Linked DNA regions of Homo sapiens: region 2 is linked to region 1. A link is a loop called in an ENCODE intact Hi-C map of the cell type or tissue named here. Cell type or tissue: HepG2. All regions are shown on one strand. Each heading gives the region's core, and the rest is flanking DNA. Links, peaks and the distances in the headings are about the cores only.

Evidence for each region. Peaks named below come from ENCODE experiments on the same cell type or tissue, not always from the same donor. Only the 100,000 strongest peaks of a DNase experiment are listed, where the experiment ranks them.
Region 2: a loop joins it to region 1, with 3.0 times the contacts of the local background. A loop is called at or near these places in 6 of 110 quality-filtered maps.

The regions. Positions count from the first base shown.
Region 1 is chr14:24,883,342-24,888,721 of GRCh38, forward strand. The region is part of intron 2 of STXBP6 (syntaxin binding protein 6); the gene reads right to left. Among named protein-coding and RNA genes, the nearest start is that of STXBP6, 160 kb to the right of the region's middle. RefSeq lists a silencer at 2,142-2,436. In HepG2, for the core only: no CTCF peak of the experiment used is centred there; a DNase peak (open chromatin) is centred at 2,280.
Region 2 is chr14:25,032,806-25,038,185 of GRCh38, forward strand. All of the region lies in intron 1 of STXBP6 (syntaxin binding protein 6), which reads right to left. Among named protein-coding and RNA genes, the nearest start is that of STXBP6, 15 kb to the right of the region's middle. In HepG2, for the core only: a CTCF peak has its summit at 2,425; a DNase peak (open chromatin) is centred at 2,566; H3K4me3 peaks cover 353 bases.

The sequences.
Region 1 (5,380 bases), core at 179-5,178:
CCATAGTGATACATTACTATTAAATCAAGTTCATACTTCATTCAGATTTCCTTAGTCTCTACATAATGTCCTCTATCTATTCTGGGATCCCAACAAGTATACCACTATTACTTTGGTAATTAAAATTTGTATTGGTAAAAAATTGTATCAAGGAAACCACAAAAATTTATGACATAAACCATGGAGACAGTGCTCATGAATGGTAGAAGCCTCAAATATTAAATCTCCAACTATCTAGATACGGAAACCCCTTATTTCCTAAAGCACCCATGTTGAATACTTTCAAAGGCGGCTATTAGATGTGAAAAACTTCCCAGATATTCTATTTATTACAAAAAAAATGACCCACTGGAATCACTGGGCTGGAATTAGTCAGTAGAGTTTCCACTGTGAAGATTTGGTTCTGAGATCTGGCTTACTCACCAGTTTTTGTTCTTCTATAGTGTTTAATCCCCCTGGGATTCTTCTGCAAAAGCAAATGGAAATGTCAGACTATCCTCCCCAAAAAAGAATGGTTTTTAAAACATGTTTTGAATTGGAAGTTTCCTACAACACAAGCTCTTAAGTAATTGGCAAACAAAAGAAAAAGCTATGTTTAAAACAAGGTTTAAACATAGGGGACAACTAAAAACATTAACTCTCCTCTTTAATATTAAAACCCCTCTTTTATTAAAGGCTGTCTTCTCTTTAATAAATTTCATAATCAATTTTTAGCATGTAACTGTATAGCTATCTCTGCCAAAAAAAAAGGTGGGGGGGCACATCTTATTCAGAAGACAAAGAAAAAGAAGGCTTCCACAAATTATTAAGATTCAAAGGATCCATCAGCCACCTACATTCTGTGGAGTGGGACTGGCTGCAGACTAATCTAATCCTTAAAAGGTATACTAGAGAAAAACTAGAACAATTTCCTCTTGTCAAAACACATTCATATCTTCAAATATAGTTTTAAAGAGTTTTGGTTAAAATGACCTGAAGAACAGCTGCAAACAGCTCCTGATTTCCATCTTCCATTCCTAATGGAAATTCAGAAACAGAAGGTACCAACATCTCCATTTCTGAATCAACAAATTTTCATTTTAAATTACAATGACACAATAAAGGAATCCTATTTTGACTCATTTTCCAGCGGACAGTAATTCTAATATAGCTTACTTTCCAAAAGCAATAAACAAACAAACAAACAAACAAAAAACCCAAAGCACTGCCTACGTGAACCAACCGTCAGTGCAAGATGGGCGGCATGCGCTGACATGGTGCTTCAGAGACTGTGCCTCTGTGTCTTCTCCCAAAGCATACACATAGAATGACTTTGCACCAAAGTAGTTCTCCTGGCAAATCGATCTTCAATGCTAACTTTCCAAAAATATGCACATATTCAGTAAAGCATATGGATCTATAATGTTTATGAATACCCTATTAATAATTTATTATTTATGAATCCTGTTTTTATATATTTTGCCCCATGACAGGTACACTCAGTATGAAATGCTGAATTATAAAGCTCCTCACTATGTCTTGACATGGTTTTTGCCTTTATGTGTAAAGTCACATGAGAAATAAATATTTTTAAAGTTCTGAAGATGAAAGGCATAAGGAAGCATACATTCCACAGTTTTGTCAGGAAACACAAGAGACTGCTTTTCTAGCTTTTCCGAGACTTCATTGCTTCCCCATCAGTGCTCTGTTCTGGCCTAGCCATGAAAAATCAAGAAGCAAGGATGATACACCTATTTAGAAGGAAAATGTCTCAAGGTTTCCACCTGCCTGCTCTGGGTAAGATAAAACTTAGTGGGGTATATCTGAAAATCTAAGAGGACCATAAAGTTTCTGTGATATTTCTATTCTTTACTTAAATTCAAAAACGTTGCTTTAAAAAAAGAAAAACCACACCTGATACGTTGGAATTGAGAGGTTCTCTGAGGTGTCTGCCACCTCTCCCAGGTGTTGCCAAAAAAGCCAGTCTTCATGCTGTGATGAGCCCCTCCATCTCCAAAATAAGTGTTCTAAGAAGAAGGTCTATTTTCCTGTACTCAAGGTTTGGCATATCCAAAGGCCACAGGGTAAACTGCTAAGGCCAGGCAGGCTTGCTACAGGAGAGCCACCTCAGGACTCTAAGAGTACCTAGGATAGACAGGCCTTAAAGCCCATTACACTCAATCCCCTACCTTCACAAGGGAGGCCACCAAGGGCCAGAGAAGAGCAAACATGACCCAAATCATTAACTCAGGCACAGCTCTGGTTCTTCTAGTTTCTCTGCTAGTCACAGCAATTGCACTTGTTAACAATCCACAGATGAATGACATCCATTGTCTCAGTTATCAGCTCAACGTTTGCCTTCTCCCTGAAATCCTCCTCATGCATTCAGTATTTAGTCCAAACTGATCTAAATATCTTTGATCTATACTTTTAGGTTAAAAGAACCCTAAAGAACATTGGCCATGTGCTTGTTGCCATCCTCTATGACATCCACGTGACGTGATACTACCTAGTAACAGAAAATTTACTACTGCTTGTGGATGGATGCCCTTTTACTCCATGTACAGGAATATATGAATATGGTTTTTGAGTCCCAGAAAATAAATCTGGTTTGCCTTTCATTTACAATTCTCAGATATCTGAACTTAGTGTTCATGAATTTGCACTTATCCAGGGTAAACATGCCTAGCTTCTTTCTCTATGTTAACACATTGCCTGGTCTCCTTACGCAGTTGGTTAATCCCCCTCTTCTTCAGCTAGGTTAGTATCTTCTTCAGGGCAGGACACTCCGACAACACTTTCTGTATATGACCTGCGAAACTTCTACTTGCCCCAATCGCTTTGAGTTCACAAAAAAGGAGGGAAACATTAGCTATTTCTGATATTTTATTCTGATATAATTCTCAATTGGTGCCAATTTTTGAAATATTACATAGTGGTTAAAAACACCTTGCTTTGGAGTCAAAAAGACCCAGCTACAAGTGCCTGAGCTGCCATTTCTTATCTGTACGATTTTGGTTGGGATACTTTATACCTCCATGTTCTTACCTATAAAATAGGAACAATAACAGTAACTGTAAATCCAAGTTATTATAAAGATTATAAATGATAATGCATCTAATGACCTTAATACAGGACCTGACATATTAAGTATTCAATAAATGCTGGTTATCATAATAACCATCTCTGAGAAATCTTTGCTATCTAGAACTCATCTACAATTCAGATGACATGTTCTTGTTATTTTATTCTGGAATTTGGTAGTATTAATTACTCTGTGGATTGCCAACAATTCTGTTCACCCTTTATGACTTGTCATTTCACATTAACTTTAACTATTTACACATTTGCCAACACTTTGTGCAGTCTGAACTTAAACCTGGTATTCAAAGTAACACTCTCATACTGTATCACATTATTCTTGTGCCACATGCATTTTAGCTACCTTAGAATTTTAAAAAACACCAATAAAGCAATTGAGAAGGACTTGTAACTAATAAGTAGATAAATCCAGATTAAAATCCAAGTTTCCCAACTCCTAGTCAAGCATTGTAGAATATCTTGCTGTTTCTTTCTTGAATCCAATCCACAGGTATTGAGCTATGCCTTCTACTTTCTGAACCCTCCCAAAAGAGTCATGAAATCCCTTGCATTGAGTTTCTAAACAATAAACATGCAACTACAGAATTTCATCTAGCTTCTGTCCTACCCAAAGTGACATCAGGACTCAAAGCATGAATGAGAAGGTATTTTGGCAGGAAAGGTATTATTTTACTTCCAGAAATGTATAAGCTCTTGATAGTTAAGGCCTTAACAAAAAGCTTCCTAAACTATTATAATACATATAACATTTCTCTACACTTTGGTGCTTTATTTCATTATGACTTTTATAAAAAGCGGTAAAGGTAAATCATGTATTCATCCTTATTTTTTTTCCTGAAAATCAGCAAAATTCTGAACCTGTTAATTTATCATCACTAGCAACTAAGGAATTCTCAACAAAAAGTAAGCATCATACTTAGAACACATTCCCAACTATTAATTTTTCCACTTTCATGATTCAATTTTAATCTCATAGCAAAGATGAAAAGGTTTATCTTTTAGAGGAAATTCACTCTCCTCAGCCCTTCTTCCTAAAATCTATATTTGGATTCAACAGTCAGTGGTCTCAAACATTAATGGAGGCTTCCATTGAGCCATTACTCTTTTTCTCTTTTTGTTTTGCAAACAGGGCTTATTAAATCTTTGCTGTAGGCACCAGGGATGAAAAACAGTGAGAATGTGCTGATGTGAAAGGTTTCACTGAACTCAGGCAAATCATTTCTGATTTGCCACAACTCCCTAATAGTAAATGCCCCAAAAGTACACTATTTGGGTGGCAAATATAAATTACCATCACATAAAACACACTAAAGGAAAACCAAAACCCACCCCTCTCCCTGTGCCAGGGGTTTAAGGCAGAGATGTTGACTGCAGATGCTTCCCACTAAGTATCGTCAAGTCAGCGTAAAGAATACATTTTTGGTGCTAATGCAGCTTGATGCAAGTCCTACTAGCAGTGAGGGAAGGAAATTGCTGCATATTTTAGGACACACTGCATTTCTTTATTTTTGCTATTCTCCACTCTATTTTAAGCTTAGACACACTCATACAAAATTAAGTTTAATACACAGTTTAAAGACATATAGTACACAATTTTAATAATTAATCACGTGATGATAAGGAAAGCAAAGCCAATATACTTCTGTTCTTCATGATTCATAGAAAAGGTAACCAAATTCCAGGTCAAGACCATGGTCTGAACACATGCCTTTACTTGTGGTTTCTCTTAAACCTCACTAAAGTGACTAAGGAGATTATCTTTTAAAGGCACAAACCCAAAGACAAATGAAATGGAAGAGAACACAACATCAACAAAACTTTGCAAGCTATATTACAAATGGATAGGTGGTTAATGACCCAAACAGGCACAAGAAAGCTAAAACCTAAGCTGGCAGTAGGGAAAAGCCACAAAGCAACCCACCCAATATACATCAGAGAATCTCCCCAAATCTAAGGATTTTAAGGCATCATCACTACCTTTGGAAGTAGGGGTGAGATAGAGCTAAGATAGAAAAAATGGGCTGGGTGCGGTGGCTCACCTCTGTAATCCCACCATTTTGGGAGGCCGAGGTGGGCAGATCATGAGGTCAGAGGATCGAGCCCAGCCTGGCTAATATGGTGAAACCCCATCTCTACTAAAAAATACAAAAATTAGCTGGGCGTGGCAGCATGTGCGTGTAATCCCTGCTACTCAGGAGGCTGAGGCAAGAGAATTGCTTGAATCCGGGAGGTGTAGGCTGCAGTGAGCTGAGATTGCGTCACTGTACTCCAGCCTGGTGACAGAGCTAGACTCCGTCTC
Region 2 (5,380 bases), core at 295-5,294, 150 kb after region 1:
AAGGGTTGAGTCTAGCATAAAGGGAAAAAGACACATTTCTAAGTGCTGAGAAGTTCAAAATAACTTGTAAGTGCTTCCTGAAAATTGCAGGCACATCTCTATATGATGAAATGCATTGGGGGTTGTACTACAACTATGAATCTTTTCTCTTGCCCCAGCCACACTCATTGGTACACTAACTGCTGTTTCCCACCAAGCACACACACCACTTTTCTAAAGAAACTCCTCCTGTTCTAATCCATCAAACAAAAGGTACATGAGTGGCTATTATAAGTAATACTGTGAGGATTCAAACTTCAATTGGAAAAAGATCTTGACTATAGTCTACCTGGGGAGGCATGACGGTCCATGCAATGACACCACCATCACACAGTCATGCAAGCTAGAGACTGAAGAGCCAACTCTGGCATCTCCCTGTTTCTCACCCTGTACTTTCAACCCATTACCACATCCAGTCATATCACTTCTTTCTATTTCTCCATACCTCCACCCGGTTCGCTCCATCTTTACCACCCTGGTCAGACTATCATCATTTCTTCCTAAACTACTGCAAAAACTTCTAAACTGGTCCACCGTATCTTCTCTTGGACTTCCACAATCAATTCATCCACTTCCTTTATTGCAAAAAACATGAATCTTGTCAATCTAATCACTTCAAATCCATGTTAGGAACACTGGTGACTCTTGAGAAAATACTTTCTCATACCCATTATCCTCCACTTCCAGCCATAGAGGGCTTCTGCCCCTTGCTCATACCAAGGTCCTTCCTACCTCAGGGCCTTTGCACATTCCATCACCTCCATAATGCCATCTCCCTCCCTCTTTAACTCTACTTATCCTTCAGATCTCAGCTCATCATGACTTCCTTAGGAAACTGCCCTAATTTATTTGACTAGGCCAAACTCCCTCAAACATGTACCCCCCTGGAGCACTTACAACAGTTGTCATGTAACATTTTATGCAATTAGTTTAGCTCCTTTAAAAACATTCTATAAAAGCAGAAACCTTGTCTGATTTTGCTCACCATGAAAATCGGTTACACACGTAGACTCTTTTGCTGAATGAATGAAAAGACAGAGATCTAAGTTTAACACAAAACAAAATGAAAAAAGTGCCTGAGAAAATGCAGGTATATGGCCCTGCAGGATTTTAAACCAGGAATTTCCTGGGGTCCCTTCACCCCAAAATAGCACTATGACACAGCATCTATTTGAGGAAGGGGAGAGAAACTATAATATCTTTGTCTGTCCTTTCTCCTGTTCCAAGCCTGGACATGAAACGGACAAGGAAAGAAGTAGGGTGCTGCATAGAAGCTTGGCCCTGTATGTTTGCTTTTGATAAAGGTAGGGGAAGGAGGTACCGGTAATAATACCCAAACACTTACTGAAAGAAAAACCAACTAAACCTACTGAAAGAGTTGTTCCAGGTAAACTTGACCCCTAACACCCCCACACAAGAACCATATCCCTCTGTGGAGGCCTTTCCATGATGTAGGTCATCATCCTTACATGAAGCTGAATATCTTTCCCCTCCTTTAAATGTCAATGGCATTTCTCTCCTTCAAAACCCAGTTTCTTCTCAAAATCTGCTACAATTTCCCCATCCCTCACGTAAGCTGAGCATATTTAAAATGCAGTCGCTCATACTGATGCACTTCTTATTAATTAACGTCTGATCTTCTTTCTTTTGAAATCCAGTTTCTCAAGAATGGCCCCAGGTTCTGACCATACCCTCTAGTCACGCACTGCCTCAGTACAGCACAGTGCAGTGGTCAAGAGCCTGAACTTAGGAGTCACATGGATGGGATGTGTGACCCTGGGACCAAAGGACAACTTCTCTGAGCCTTGGTTTCTGACTCTGTAAAACAGGGCTAGTAACGGCACCTAATTAAAAGAGTTGAAAGAATCCACAAAATGTCCTTAGCACAGTGTCCAGCACACTACATATGCACAGCTATTAATATTTTAATCAATATCACATAGAGGAAGCCTCAGATATTCACTGAAGTGAGCTCCTTATTCCTAAACCAAGAAGCTTATTAAAAACTTCTTAGAAAACTTCTTGGCCGGGTGTGGTGGCTCACACCTATAATCCCAGCACTTTGGGAGGCCAAGGGGGGCAGATCACCCGAAGTCAGGAGTTTGAGACTTGCCTGGCCAACATGGTAAAACCCCGTCTCTACTACAAATACAAAAATTAGTTGGGAATGGAGGCGTGCACCTATAATCCCAGCTACTCGGGAGGGTGAGGCAGGAGAATCACTTGAACCCAGGAGGCGGATGTTGCAGTGAGCCAAGATCGCACCATTGCACTCCAGCTTGGGTGACAAGAGTGAGACTCTGTCTCCAAAAAAAAAAAAAAAAAATTCTCATAGAAAGAACTTTAGACAGTTGTACCTGTGAGATAACACAGCCATCTATAGGGAGGCAGTGCTTACTGTACCTCTGCTGCAGATGACAATGGGACCTGACCTACATCCTAGTTACATATCCAGGAACTAATCATTAGCTACACCCACTCAAAAAATAAGGATGTGGGCGGTCCTTTACTCCTCCTGTCACAATGTATATTTTGTGTTTACTCAGGACACCATGAAATTCAAAGTACAAAGCACCATTTATACGTTTCTTTCTTTTGGCAGGAAGTCAATAAGTTCAAACGTCCACCAGCCAAGTCCAGATCTGACATATACAACCTACACAGGTGTATAGGACAATATAATCTGATAAGAAAATGAGTTTAGATCGCCAGATATTCACAGCCACTGGGTTCAACTGCTTCTTAGTGACACCTGGAATTCTTTACAGGAATTAAATGTGGCATAAAAATGAATATCTTACCAGAGGAAGTTTTCATTAAAATGTCCTCAGAATTTTTTTTTTCTCAGCTACCTCATTTTATCCAGGGAAAACTATGTGAAAATGAACAAAATAAAATTATAATCTGTATAGGAAATTTAGCAATCTGGTTACCCACGGCCAAGTACTCTGCAGTAAAAACCAAGACTGTGCAGGATTATAGGTGTTAAAAATAAAGAAACTACCAAATGAAGAAAGCATTCTTCTATGTAGTCGCAGGAGAAACACAGAGGTTTCTTTGCTACTACTTTGAGCCAGAAAAACAGGTTGTGGGCTGGGCACGGTGGCTCACGCCTGTAATCCCAGCACTTTGGGAGACTGAGGTGGGTGGATCACCTGAGGTCAGGGGTTCGAGACCAGCCCAGACAACATGGTGAAACCCCGTCTCTACAAAAAATACAAAAAGTAGCCAGACATGGTGGCGTGTGCCTATAATCCCAGCTACTCAGGAGGCTGAGACGGGAGAACACTTGAACCCGGGAGACGGAGGTTACAGTGAGCCGAGATTGTGCCACTGCACTCCAGCCTAGGCAACAGAGCAAGACTCCATCAAAAAAAAAAAAAAAAAAAAAAAAAAATACAGGTTGTGGATTGCAGCTTTCTACATCCTCAGCTTATAGATAATATTCCCAGTGTCAGTGGAAGAGGGCTAGTGTGGTGGGGTCCATGATCCCAAAAGGGTGAGAACAGGTCTCTGGGATGGCCAAGCACATATGTCTTTCTTCCGGACCCTTGGGGCAGCCAAATGCCCCACTGTCTATCTGAAAGCTACCTGCCCAGGGCATTCCTTTCAGGAAAAATTTCTGAAAGTCTTTACTGTACACAAAAGAACATTAACCCACTGGGTCTTGGGGAAAACTAATAGGAGATTTTAAGTTCAGCAATAAATGAACATTAAAGAAATCAGCTGGCCCGGCACGGTGGCTCACGCCTGTAATCATAGCACTCTGGGAGGCTGAGGCGGGCCGATCGTGAAGTCAGGAGATCGAGACCATCCTGGCTAACAGAGTGAAACCCCGTCTCTACTAAAAATATACAAAAAATTAGCCGGGCGTGGTGGCAGGCGCCTGTAGTCCCAGCTACTCAGGAGGCTGAGGTAGGAGAATGGCGTGAACCCAGGAGGCGGAGCTTGCAGTGAGCCAAGATGGCGCCACAGCACTCCAGCCTGGGCGACAGAGCAAGACTCCGTCTCAAAAAAAAAAAAAAAAAAAAGAAATCAGCTATACCCTTCCTCTACTGGTCAGATTTTATGTAAGTATCCACCCTGAAAAAGACCTGCTTTTTACACGGAATATACACGGAATATATTTCCAACAGTGACATTATTCATCAGCATATCTTTAAAGTATTTTCTGGGTAACTATTTGCCAGTCAGGAAGAAAAAGGAGCAGACACAGCAAAGCCTACAGTAAGACAGTCCTGGCAGAATGTGGCAGGACCCTGAAAGGCCCTGAAGAGCTCCAAAGATCAGCAGGACCGCAGGAACCAGGTTTGGGAAACAGGAGTGTCCTGAAGCCTGACACAGGCCACCTAGGACTCCTGTCTCCACAGAGCCCCATTTGACAGAGGCCCGGAGAGCTCCTGGGACTCTGAAATAGGACAGGAATGGAAACCAGAACTTCACTATCAGCACTTGTTTTTCTGGCTGCAACAGAGTTTTGTTAATTCCTCCAACACTTGTCAGAGGAGAGGCAGGGTAGGGAAAGGAAAAGGCAAGACAGTAAGGTTTGACTTTTAAATCATGTTCTCTTTTGCTCTCTAAACCTGACTTTTCACCTGTATAATGATAATACTCAAAACAGATTAAAAGACATCATTCAAATGGCATCTTCTCCCTCCCTGCTAATGTCTTCAGTCTTCACTCAAGAAAGGAAGTTGCATTCCTTTACAGGCAAGTGTTATAAATAATGCTTAGGGTTTTTTGTTTGTCTGTCACCCATGGCATTAGTCCTTCCTTCCAGTGGGACTGGGCTCTGAGAAGTCTTGCTATTTCCCAAAATCACTGTACATGCTCAAAGGTCATTTTAAAACCACCTAAAGTATTCAAAAGTATGTATGTTTAGAGCAATTCCAAAAAATGTTTTCAGCAATACTTTTTAAGGTGGTTTACTATCTTCCAGAGGGACTTCTACAAAAGGCAAACTCATCTGGAGATCAAATGGTTTTACACTTTCAAGTGGTCTCTGACTTTACAATTGCCCTGGGCCATCTATGCTGGCTCCAACTTTTCAGCAAGTTTCCTTGCTAAAGGGTTTTATACCTCTATATACCACTTCATGTCCTCCTTCCCCAGAAACATTTGAGGATAAAATCAGATATCAGTGACAGGTAACCCCCATGACTACAGATTTCAAGACTTTTTACCAATGTTCTGTGGAACTTTCATTGTGTTTTTAAAAATACGAACACACACACACACACTCACACACACAACTGAAACATAAACAAGAGGCACGGAAAGATACTAAACTTCAAATGGTGATAAGCGAAAGACAAGCTAAAATCATAATGACAGACCCCCA